2 separate regions of the Homo sapiens genome follow, and region 1 is linked to region 2. A link is a loop called in an ENCODE intact Hi-C map of the cell type or tissue named here. Cell type or tissue: psoas muscle. All regions are shown on one strand. Each heading gives the region's core, and the rest is flanking DNA. Links, peaks and the distances in the headings are about the cores only. Region 1 overlaps IL6ST (interleukin 6 cytokine family signal transducer). Region 2 overlaps DHX29 (DExH-box helicase 29).

Evidence for each region. Peaks named below come from ENCODE experiments on the same cell type or tissue, not always from the same donor. Only the 100,000 strongest peaks of a DNase experiment are listed, where the experiment ranks them.
Region 1: it touches region 2 in a loop (5-fold over the local background); 11 of 110 quality-filtered maps call a loop at or near these places.

What each region holds. Positions count from the first base shown.
Region 1 is chr5:55,939,395-55,944,757 of GRCh38, reverse strand. It overlaps IL6ST (interleukin 6 cytokine family signal transducer), which reads left to right. Exons shown (of 17, transcript NM_002184.4): 16 at 2,007-2,088; 17 at 2,939-5,363. The coding sequence ends at 3,676. Among named protein-coding and RNA genes, the nearest start is that of IL6ST, 53 kb to the left of the region's middle. In psoas muscle, for the core only: no CTCF peak of the experiment used is centred there; no DNase peak of the experiment used is centred there.
Region 2 is chr5:55,275,415-55,280,802 of GRCh38, reverse strand. DHX29 (DExH-box helicase 29) reads left to right here. Exons shown (of 27, transcript NM_019030.4): 13 at 3,521-3,697; 14 at 4,397-4,537. CCNO-DT (CCNO divergent transcript) reads right to left here. Exons shown (of 5, transcript NR_185977.1): 2 at 1,154-1,270. Among named protein-coding and RNA genes, the nearest start is that of DHX29, 30 kb to the left of the region's middle. In psoas muscle, for the core only: no CTCF peak of the experiment used is centred there; no DNase peak of the experiment used is centred there; H3K27ac peaks cover 271 bases.

The sequences.
Region 1 (5,363 bases), core at 1-5,000, 660 kb before region 2:
TCCACGGTGCAACAAGCTAGCGGTTTACTTGGACCTCTGCCTCATCTTTCTTCTTTTGCGCTTCAGCCTGCGCATTCGCTTCTTCCTCCACTTGGCTCTCATGGCGCCGAGGTTTCCAAAAAAATGGCGCTAAGGCCGAGAGAGAACTGCAGTCTTAACGCTACTGAGTCTTTCAATCCGTGAACCTGGTTTATTTCTTTATTTATTTGGGTTTTGTTTAATTTACTTTTGCAGTGTTTTGTAGTTTTCAGTAGACAGGCCTTGCATAACTTTTTTTGAATTCATGACAAAAGTATTTTTTGTTATTATAAATGAAATGTTTAAAAATATTTTCTAATTCTTAGTATATAGAAATGCAATTGATTTTTTAAAATATATTCATCATGTATACTGAGACTTTGATAAATTCATTTATTAGTAGCTTTTTGGATCCTTAGGATTTTCTAGATACACAATCATGCTTCTTGGGAGTAATTATAGTTGTTCTAATCTTTATGCTTTTAGTTCTTTTTATTGTCTTAATGCACTGGCTAAGACCTCTAGTACATATAGTACATCTAGACCATATAAGAGCATTGCTTTGTTCCTAATTTTAGAGGTGAAAGTATTTAGTCTTTCACCATCACATGTGATGTTAGCTGTAGGTTGAAGTTTTTGCTTTGTGGGGTTTTTTTGTTTTGAGACTGAGTTCTACTCTTGTTGCCCAGGCTGGAGTGCAGTGGCACAATCTTGGCTCACTGCAACCCCCACCTTCTGGGTTCAAGCAATTCTCCTGCCTCAGCCACCCGAGTAGCTGGGATTACAGGCATGCACCACCATGCCTGGCTAATTTTTTTGTATTTTTAGTTTAGTAGAGATGGGGGTTTCACCATGTTGGCCAGGCTGGTCTTGAACTCCTGACCTCAGGTAATCCACCCACCTCAGCCTCCCAAAGTGTTGGGATTACAGGTGTGAGCCACCGCGCCCAGCCGCTTTGTGTTTTTTTTTCCCCTTTACTACTACTTGCAGGGGGGAAGTTCTTATTTCTGTTTTGCCTTGCTAGCAATTTTTATCATGAATGGGTGTCACAATTTGGTCAAATGCTTTTTCTGAATCTATTGAGATGATCATATGGTTTTTCTCCTTCCTTCCATGAATATGGTGCATTTTATTGATTTTTCATATAACATCTTTGCATTCCTTGGATTTTGCTGCATTCAGTTTAATACTGTTTGCATCTGTGTTCATGAGTGAAGTTAGTCTGTCTTTATGTGCCTTATCTGTCTGGTTTTAAAATCAGGATAATACTGGCCTCATAAAATGAATGGGAACATGTTACCTCCTCTGTTTTCTGAAAGAGTTTGTATAGTATTAATACAATTGTTTCCTTTTGCCCAGAGTTTTGTGGGAAGGTTTTTAATTAAAAATTCAATTTCTTTATAAATATAGCTTTCTTTTTCTTCAATCTGTTTTGGTAATTTGTGTCTTTCAAGGATTCATTCATTGGTTTGTCTAGGTTGTCAGCTTTACTACTTTTTATATTACTTCCAAATGTTATAGGTATTTCCTACAGGAGAGTCAGTCTGGTAGGCTCTCACTCTTTGAAGCACCATTCTCAGTCACTTTTTTAAATTTGATTTTTATATTTGAACTTTTTTGGTATCAGTGGGAACATTAATTTGTTATCTGGATTCTTTTAATTGGAATACCACAACATGTGGCCTGGGTAAAGATTTTAAGTGGTTTTAATTGCAGAATTTTGAGAGTTTAAAAAAAAATTTGAACACTGATTAGATTTAGCTTTGTTAATTCATTATGAATACATTATAATCCTTATGCATTTTCAACAGTATTTTTCTATTGGTTATAAGAAAAATAATTTTTGTTTGGGGTAGAGTAGGTATTTTTTGTTCATTTAGGTAATTGGTTTGGTTTGTAAGAGTCTTTGATGAACATGTTTAGAAATAGGGACTATTTATTGTTTATTATGTGTGGTTTTACATAGGCCATTTTTCTTTTCTCTTCAGAATTAAAAAACACATCTGGCCTAATGTTCCAGATCCTTCAAAGAGTCATATTGCCCAGTGGTCACCTCACACTCCTCCAAGGGTAAGAGAAAATGCTTCTGAGTTGTTTATAATATACAGACATGTTAGTAGGTATATTGAGTATCTACAGTTAGTAGGTATATTGAGTATCTACAAATGTACCAAAAGATAAGATATTCAAGCTGAATCAAAAAGTAAATGAAGATAAAACAGTACATAACTGAAAATTTTAATCAAAATTTAATATGTATGACATATTTTAGGGGTTTTATCACCATCATAGTATATTTGTTCTGATATTTTAAATTGTTTAGTACACATTACAGATGTTTGGTTGAACTTGCAAACTGAAAACTTGAGGTGCTGAAACTGCTATGTGATGGTAACTACCTCAAGCATTTTGGGTTGAGTATTAAAACCAAGTTCAACAGTTTATCATTTTAGCACTGATGAAATGATCTCTGGGAACCTACTCTAAACTCTGAATTTTAAATATGCCCCAAAGGGGAACTCATTTATATTTATTATCCTCCGGTAGTCCTTAAATTTTATATTAACAGATTAAAATGTATTATGTATTTTTATATTCTACAAAATCTCTGTCATTCAGGTTTGATTTTCCTTAATGTTTTCTAGTTTTCTGTCCAGTTAATCCTAGGCTGCCTAGTCTAGGCATGAAATATTAAATACTACTTGTAGACCATTAGCTTATCAAAATGTAACACCAACAATATTGATTTAGACTACTTAGACTCATTTTATAGTATCTGCATTTTGGGTAGTTGACAGTGACTTAGTGACATAATACAGGTTATTTCTGTACCACTGAGAGTTACTGGGAAGTTTCAGAGATGCATTAGCTCTGTGGCTTTAACTAATACTTGCCATATACAATTTTTTCTCTTCCTTAGCACAATTTTAATTCAAAAGATCAAATGTATTCAGATGGCAATTTCACTGATGTAAGTGTTGTGGAAATAGAAGCAAATGACAAAAAGCCTTTTCCAGAAGATCTGAAATCATTGGACCTGTTCAAAAAGGAAAAAATTAATACTGAAGGACACAGCAGTGGTATTGGGGGGTCTTCATGCATGTCATCTTCTAGGCCAAGCATTTCTAGCAGTGATGAAAATGAATCTTCACAAAACACTTCGAGCACTGTCCAGTATTCTACCGTGGTACACAGTGGCTACAGACACCAAGTTCCGTCAGTCCAAGTCTTCTCAAGATCCGAGTCTACCCAGCCCTTGTTAGATTCAGAGGAGCGGCCAGAAGATCTACAATTAGTAGATCATGTAGATGGCGGTGATGGTATTTTGCCCAGGCAACAGTACTTCAAACAGAACTGCAGTCAGCATGAATCCAGTCCAGATATTTCACATTTTGAAAGGTCAAAGCAAGTTTCATCAGTCAATGAGGAAGATTTTGTTAGACTTAAACAGCAGATTTCAGATCATATTTCACAATCCTGTGGATCTGGGCAAATGAAAATGTTTCAGGAAGTTTCTGCAGCAGATGCTTTTGGTCCAGGTACTGAGGGACAAGTAGAAAGATTTGAAACAGTTGGCATGGAGGCTGCGACTGATGAAGGCATGCCTAAAAGTTACTTACCACAGACTGTACGGCAAGGCGGCTACATGCCTCAGTGAAGGACTAGTAGTTCCTGCTACAACTTCAGCAGTACCTATAAAGTAAAGCTAAAATGATTTTATCTGTGAATTCAGATTTTAAAAAGTCTTCACTCTCTGAAGATGATCATTTGCCCTTAAGGACAAAAATGAACTGAAGTTTCACATGAGCTATTTCCATTCCAGAATATCTGGGATTCTACTTTAAGCACTACATAAACTGACTTTATCCTCAGACTAGCTGAATGATTTTGTGCTGTTTCAGGATGTTTGCACTGAAGAAAAACAGAAAGCTTATCTGAAATTTATAAAACTTTTTGTTTTGCTACATAGAAAACAGAAGGTATTTGAATAATAAGCAGTGATATGCTTAGTGAGCACAGCTATACTGATTTTGATTAGAATAGTCATCAGAGTGGCTTAGGGACAGTTAATATAAAAGAGGAGCAAGGTGTAGACCATCATCTACTTCTGCTAAAATAACTTAAAAAGAGGTCCATAGGCCATAACTACATGAGCCCAGCTTTTGTAATCTGACAAAAAAATGAGGAGCAGCTTCGTGTATATCAGTGTACACGGTATTCCTTAGGTCCCTTCCATTGGTAGTGATGCTGCGAGTTATTACTGGAGAAAAGGAATTCTAGAGCTTTAACTTGGCAGATTAAAAGTACTCATTTTTTATTCATCAATAATTAGTAATCTCACTAGTTTTCAAAAATTTGCATATTATTGACAACCTCTTTGAAGATGCATTTCACAAACTCAACAGAGTGCCATGATAAGAGCTAGGGATCCCCCAAACTATCTCAAGCATCTAAAAAATTGCCATTTTTAAAGGCTTAAATTGTAGTAGTAAAGGGGAAAACAGGAAGTAGTAGTAAAGGGGAAAAAAAACCAATAAAGCATCTAAAAAATTGGCATGTTAAAAGGCTTAAATTGCTAATGTGTGTATATATATATATATATATACACACACATATCATTGACTTTTCTTAAGACTTCAGAGTACTGGGTAGATGAACACTTTATACAGTATATATCTTCAGCTTAAATTTGTTTTGAGTATTTTTTTTATTTTTAAATAAGTAGGCAAAGATTTAAATTTTTTTATTTTTAGTAAATGTTTGAGGCACACTAAGACAACTTGGGCAATATTTGCCAAAACAAAACAGAACCCCAAAAAATGTACATCTTGTTCTTAGCAAATATCATTATTGTAGAGACACTTAATAAAGAGATGGTATTTTAATGTCTGCAGTTCTGAGGTAGGGTGGAACTTAGTTCTACATTGTGATTTAGGAATTTTTAAAACCTTTTTTCTTCAAGGGAGAAGTGACCCAGGCCTCGAGTTTAGTGCTAAAGCCGCTAGTGTACTTATGCTGTCCCCTAACCACCACGTGCGATATGGAAGCAGATGCTAAATATAGGGGTTTTCTTAGAAAGTAAGAGGAAATTAGCAAGCGTTATTAGTGATTGACTACTGCTATCAAGTGAATTCAAAGGAAACAGGTTTTTATGCCATATTTAAGTTACAGAAACCAGGCATGCTTAGAATAGTTTCTAGAGGTTATTGGAGAATAGAAAGCTAAGAAAACTTGGTATACATTTACAATGGAAATATAATTACACTTTTTACTCTCAGAATATTGTTCACATTAGACTTCCTGTTTATCTTTTATATTCTTGCATTTATATAATGCCTCATCCT
Region 2 (5,388 bases), core at 247-5,246:
AGGGTCTGTGTGATTCTAGGACAATAGGCAGTGAACTACTATGAAGAAGCAGGTCAGAGAACAAGCAGACCTAATGATGAATGCTGAATGTGCTGCAAGCTTGGTTTACGTTTGTTTTTCTTCCTTGATTAATTTTATAAAGTTTATAGGCATGGTTTCACTCTTATCACTAAGATATCAAAGAGAAAGAGGCTGAATGGCTGCTTTTTTATCTGGCCCATGGGCTCCTGCGGGAAGGGAGTAAGGGTAAGGTGTCACATTGTGGCTTTGTATGACCAAGACCTAGATTTAATCAGTATCATCAAGGGTCAACATGAACCAAAATGCTAATTTTTTTTTCTTATTACCATTCTTAAATTAAGCTACAGTATATTTATAGTGAGAAATTCTTACTGTTAGGTAAGTTGAAACATCTGTAGCAGTTAATAAGTTCTGTTGAACTCCAAATTATTACCAGAAAATTGCTTGGTAAATATAGATCAGGATGAACTCTAAAAACCAGACCAACTTCAGGAAGTTGTGTTCTTTCATGGTTTTGTATTAGCCATTTGTAGACACAGTTAACTGAATTGAGCTCCACTGTGATGCCATCAACCTCTTAGACACTACAGCAAGTAAAAAAAGCCTAGAAGTGAAATTCATCGTCATGTTAAGTATTTATTGTAAGAGATGTCAGGACAAAGTCCATGACATTATACAGGACCCTCTTTATGAAGACAGTCAGGATAATGCTCCTTCTGGCCTTACTATTAGGAATTGTGTGATTTTAGTTTGTAGTCAGTGTGTGAATTGAGTAGGTTTTCTTGATGGCTGCTAGTGTGCTTCCAGCCAAATTTTCTGCCCATCTATACCAAGTATACTTCATAGTATGCATTTTTATTTGCTCTATTTTATGTTCTATCCTTATTTTTTTCCTTTAAAAAAAAAATCTGGCCAGGAGCAGTGGCTTGCACCTATAATGCCAGCAATTTGGCAGGCTGAAGGGGGGAGGATCACTTGAGCCCAGGAGTTTGAGACCAGCCTGGACAATATAAGGGAGACCCCCTCTCTCCAAAAAAAAAAAACAAAAACAGCAAAACAAAACAAAACAAAACAAAAAACCCCACACATTAGCTAGGTTTAATGGCTTTTCCCTGTAGTCCTATCTACTCACCTATAGTCCCATCTGCTTGCAAGGCTGAGGTGGAGGATTGCTTGAGCCTGGGAGGTCAAGGCTGCAGTGAGCTGTGGTAGCGCCACTGCACTCCAGCCTGGTCAACAGAGCGAGAGCCTGTCTCAAAATAACAAACAAAAAATCCTTATTTGTATAAATTCCTATCTATTTTATGAAATTTTCCAGATCTATGCCATCCATTAGATTTCCTTTCTGAGCATCAGACTTAAATATCTAGCTACCGTCTAGATACCGTCTCCAGAACTCCAAACTCAGCAGTTCCACTACTCAACATCTTTCCTCCCTGTTCATCTTTTATAACTTGCCCCTTCTCATCTCTTCTCAGTCTCTGAATGATCCCCAGTCACCTGGTCAAACCACCAAAGTAAAAGTGTCTTTAAGATTTTTCCTTCTTTCTCCCACATCCCCTGAATCCAGTCATATAGTCCTTTTATTTTGCCTTTCTCAAGTACATTTACTTTTCTCCGTATTCACTGGCGTTACCCTTGGAGAGGCCACGATTATTTCTTTAACTACTACAAAAGTCTCTAATGAATTAAACTTCCTGCTTTATTTTGCTCTCCTCCACCACATTTTCCACATTGTAGCCAGGATTATCCTTTTTAAAATAAAACTCAGACCACATGATTCCTCTGCTTTAAAATGCATTAATCACTGCTCTTCCTGACTCATTGGGATAAAATCACAACTCCTTAACACAGCTGACAAGGCCTTACAGGGCAGTTTATTGAGTATCTTACCAGCTTTATTTCTGACCCATTCCCCATCCCATGCTCAAGTCATTGTTTTTGTTTCTCCGGTTTCTGAAAGTTAGTATGATCCTTCTTTCTACCATGAATTCATACACACTGTGTACCTTGACATGACGGCTTTTTTCTCCTTTTTTCATCCCGTTTCTTCCTTCTCTTTTTCTTTTCATACTCATTCCTCAGTCCTCAGCATCAGTGGCATTTGTCTTAGTAGCCTTCTTGACCATCTGGATTAGCTATGCTTCAAATATAATTTCAAACCATCCTATACAGTATCTTCTTACTGCACTGAAAACTCAAAGGAAGAGAACTCTCTTGGTTGCTTTTTAAACTCCAGCATCTAGCACAATGCTGAGTACTTATTGTTGGGCTTTGTTCTAAGGGCTTTGCATTATCTCATTTGATTGTCACAACTCTGTGAAATTTGCATTATTTGTATTCTCCTTTTATAGAAGAAATAGACCCAGAATATTTAAATGACTTTTCCTAAGTCACACTGTAAGTGGCCAAGAATTGGACCCTAGCAATTGATTTCAGAGTCTGAACACTTAACCCCTACTGCCTCCCTTCCAAACAAATGAATGATAAAACCTGTTTTGTTATCTTGATACACTTTATCCTTTTGTGCTACCTTAAATCTGTTATAAAATAGAGTAGAAATAAGTCACAGTACAGAAAGTTGGAAGACAGACTCATACAGTCCACAGATACTAAAGTTCTGACAGTATACCTCATCCGTGCTCTTCCCTAAGATGCATGTGTTGGAAGAGCATAAAACCCTTTTTTCTGACAGTGATAGAGATTCTGTCGGATTCCTGCTAGTTAATGCCTCTTTTTCTACCTAGTAGATAAACCATCTGTCTTGTAATGGTGACAGTATAGTTTTATATTAGTGGCAGAGATTTAGGAGTCACTCTTGCTTCTAAGTGAAATTTGGGATATACCTTACATCTTTTTTTTTTTTTTTTTTTTTTGAGATAGAGTCTTACTCTGTCGCCCAGGCTGGAATGCAGTGGTGTGATCTTGGCTCACTGCAAACTCTGTCTCCTCGGTTCAAGTGATTCTCCTGCCTCAGCCTCCCGGGTAGCTGGGATTACAGGTGCACACCACCATACCCGGCTAATTTTTGTATTTTTAGTAGAGACAGGGTTTCGTCATGTTGGCCAGGCTGGTCTCAAACTCCCGATGTCAGGTTATCCGCCCGCGTCGGCCTCCTAAAGTGCTAGGATTACAAGTATGAGCTACTGGCAATAAGGAACTCCTTTTTCATGCACCCCTCAAACTTAGGGTTGCACCCAGCCTTATCAGCTACATCTGATCTGATTTGCAAACCGTCTCCTAGGGTAGAGTCATGCTGTCATGGCTAATCTAGTTCACTATATGATTTTCAGTGACTTCCAATTTTAGAGAATGACTTTATTTTCAGTTCTGAAGATCTGTCTTATTTAAAACTTACAGCTTCTCCCTCCCCGCACATGTACTGACTGTACTTAGATATTGAATAACTTTTAGTAAATCTGGGTGTCTGATTGTTCAAGCCTCTTACTAGAATTTATACAATATATGATGAACTTTTTTATTCCCTTTTTAAAACTAGGTTCATGAAAGAAGTGTCCAGTCAGACTTCCTACTAATTATCTTGAAGGAAATTTTACAGAAACGTTCTGATCTACACTTGATTCTAATGAGTGCCACTGTGGACAGCGAAAAATTTTCTACATATTTCACACACTGCCCCATTCTCAGAATTTCAGGAAGAAGTTATCCTGTTGAGGTAAGTTTTCTTTATAATGTGTGTATAAGCAGAAACTGCATTCCCACCAGGTTCTTTCCCTAGAAGATGGGCACTTGTAGTCAGAGGCCAGAACTATTCCTAGGTACAGTGAGTCAGCAGAGGAGCTGGACACAGCCTTAAGAATCAGATGACTGTTACTGCCTTGCCTGAGGCTGGATAGGAGAGAAAGGAGGGTATTGACTCAAGACAGCAGTGAGGGCTAAAGAACATAAACCTATTTTCACGTGAAAATCATTATATTCAGATTAAGAGTTGCTGCCCTTCCCTGGTCATCTGATGGCTATGGGAAAAAAAAATAAAAAGAGTGGCTACCTGGCAATAAGGAACTCCTTTTTCACCCACCCCTCAAATTTAGGGTTGTCTTTGAAGCTTCCTTTCTACATATTCCATTCTTGATTCTTACCTTTTCAGTTCAGCTGATACAATCTATTCTTAACTGTTTCACATTATATGTGTATATATAAATATATCTCATAATGTAATTTGTCCTGAGACTTTAGAGGCAATCCCTCTATGTCAACCAAGTCTTCATTCCCAAATAATACTAAAAATTTTTTTTCATAATATTCTAAATTAACATTTGGTGACATTCAAAAGGTGGTGTCCCCTGTTCTCTTTAAAATGATATTTACTGAAACGAATTTGAATTCACCCATTTATATGCCTTATTCTATGCAGGTTTTTCATCTTGAAGATATAATAGAAGAAACAGGCTTTGTACTGGAAAAAGACTCAGAATATTGTCAGAAATTTCTGGAAGAGGAAGAAGAAGTAACCATTAATGTTACAAGCAAAGCAGGGGGAATAAAAAAATATCAGGTAAAAAGAAAATATTTTGAAAGATATCAGATAATGATATCCAGGGCCTAACCTGCCACAAGAGTTTCAAAATCATGTGGTTAACACAGTGAATTTGAGTATAATTTGATAGATGAGGAACAGATCTGAGAATGAACAAATTTTAAAGGTCATTTCTTTAATCTTTATTTCATAGACTGTAGTCTTTGATTTGTGATACTTTGATTGTCCTCTTAGACTATTCTGGGCCATCTTAGGTACGCATACAAAATCAAGGACCATACAAATTAGAAGCAACTTCTTTTTATAACAGTGATCAGTTATTGAGGAGTACATTAGTAGTGATTTTTCTCTACTTCTCTCAACACCATAGGTGCTCAGGATAGGGCAAGTCCCAAATCTAGATCCTTGCCATTGGTTTTCTTAGCCTCTGTCCTGGCAGGAGCAGGGCAGAGGCAAGATGGTGATAGGTAGATAGTGATAGATAGATAGATAGACAGACAGACACACACACATACATACATACATACATACATACATACATACATACATACATACATAGTGAAGCTGTCTAGGGCATAGTTCTTCCTGGGAAGTTAGTCTCAATGACATGTTTTCAGAAATATCACAAAAACAATGTTATCCTGCATTTTAGCCAGTAGTACTAGATCCAGCATTTTTGTCATAGCCATGATATTTCATGCATGTTTCCAATTTGATGAAAACAAAGTTATCTTTATATTTTAATTAAGCAGATAGACAAAAATTAAATTTTTAAAGCAAAAATTAAAATCTTGCCCTAAAACCCCAGAGGTAAAAATTACAAACTAAAGAAAGACTTTAGAATATAGTTATTTCAAAAGAGATGATTG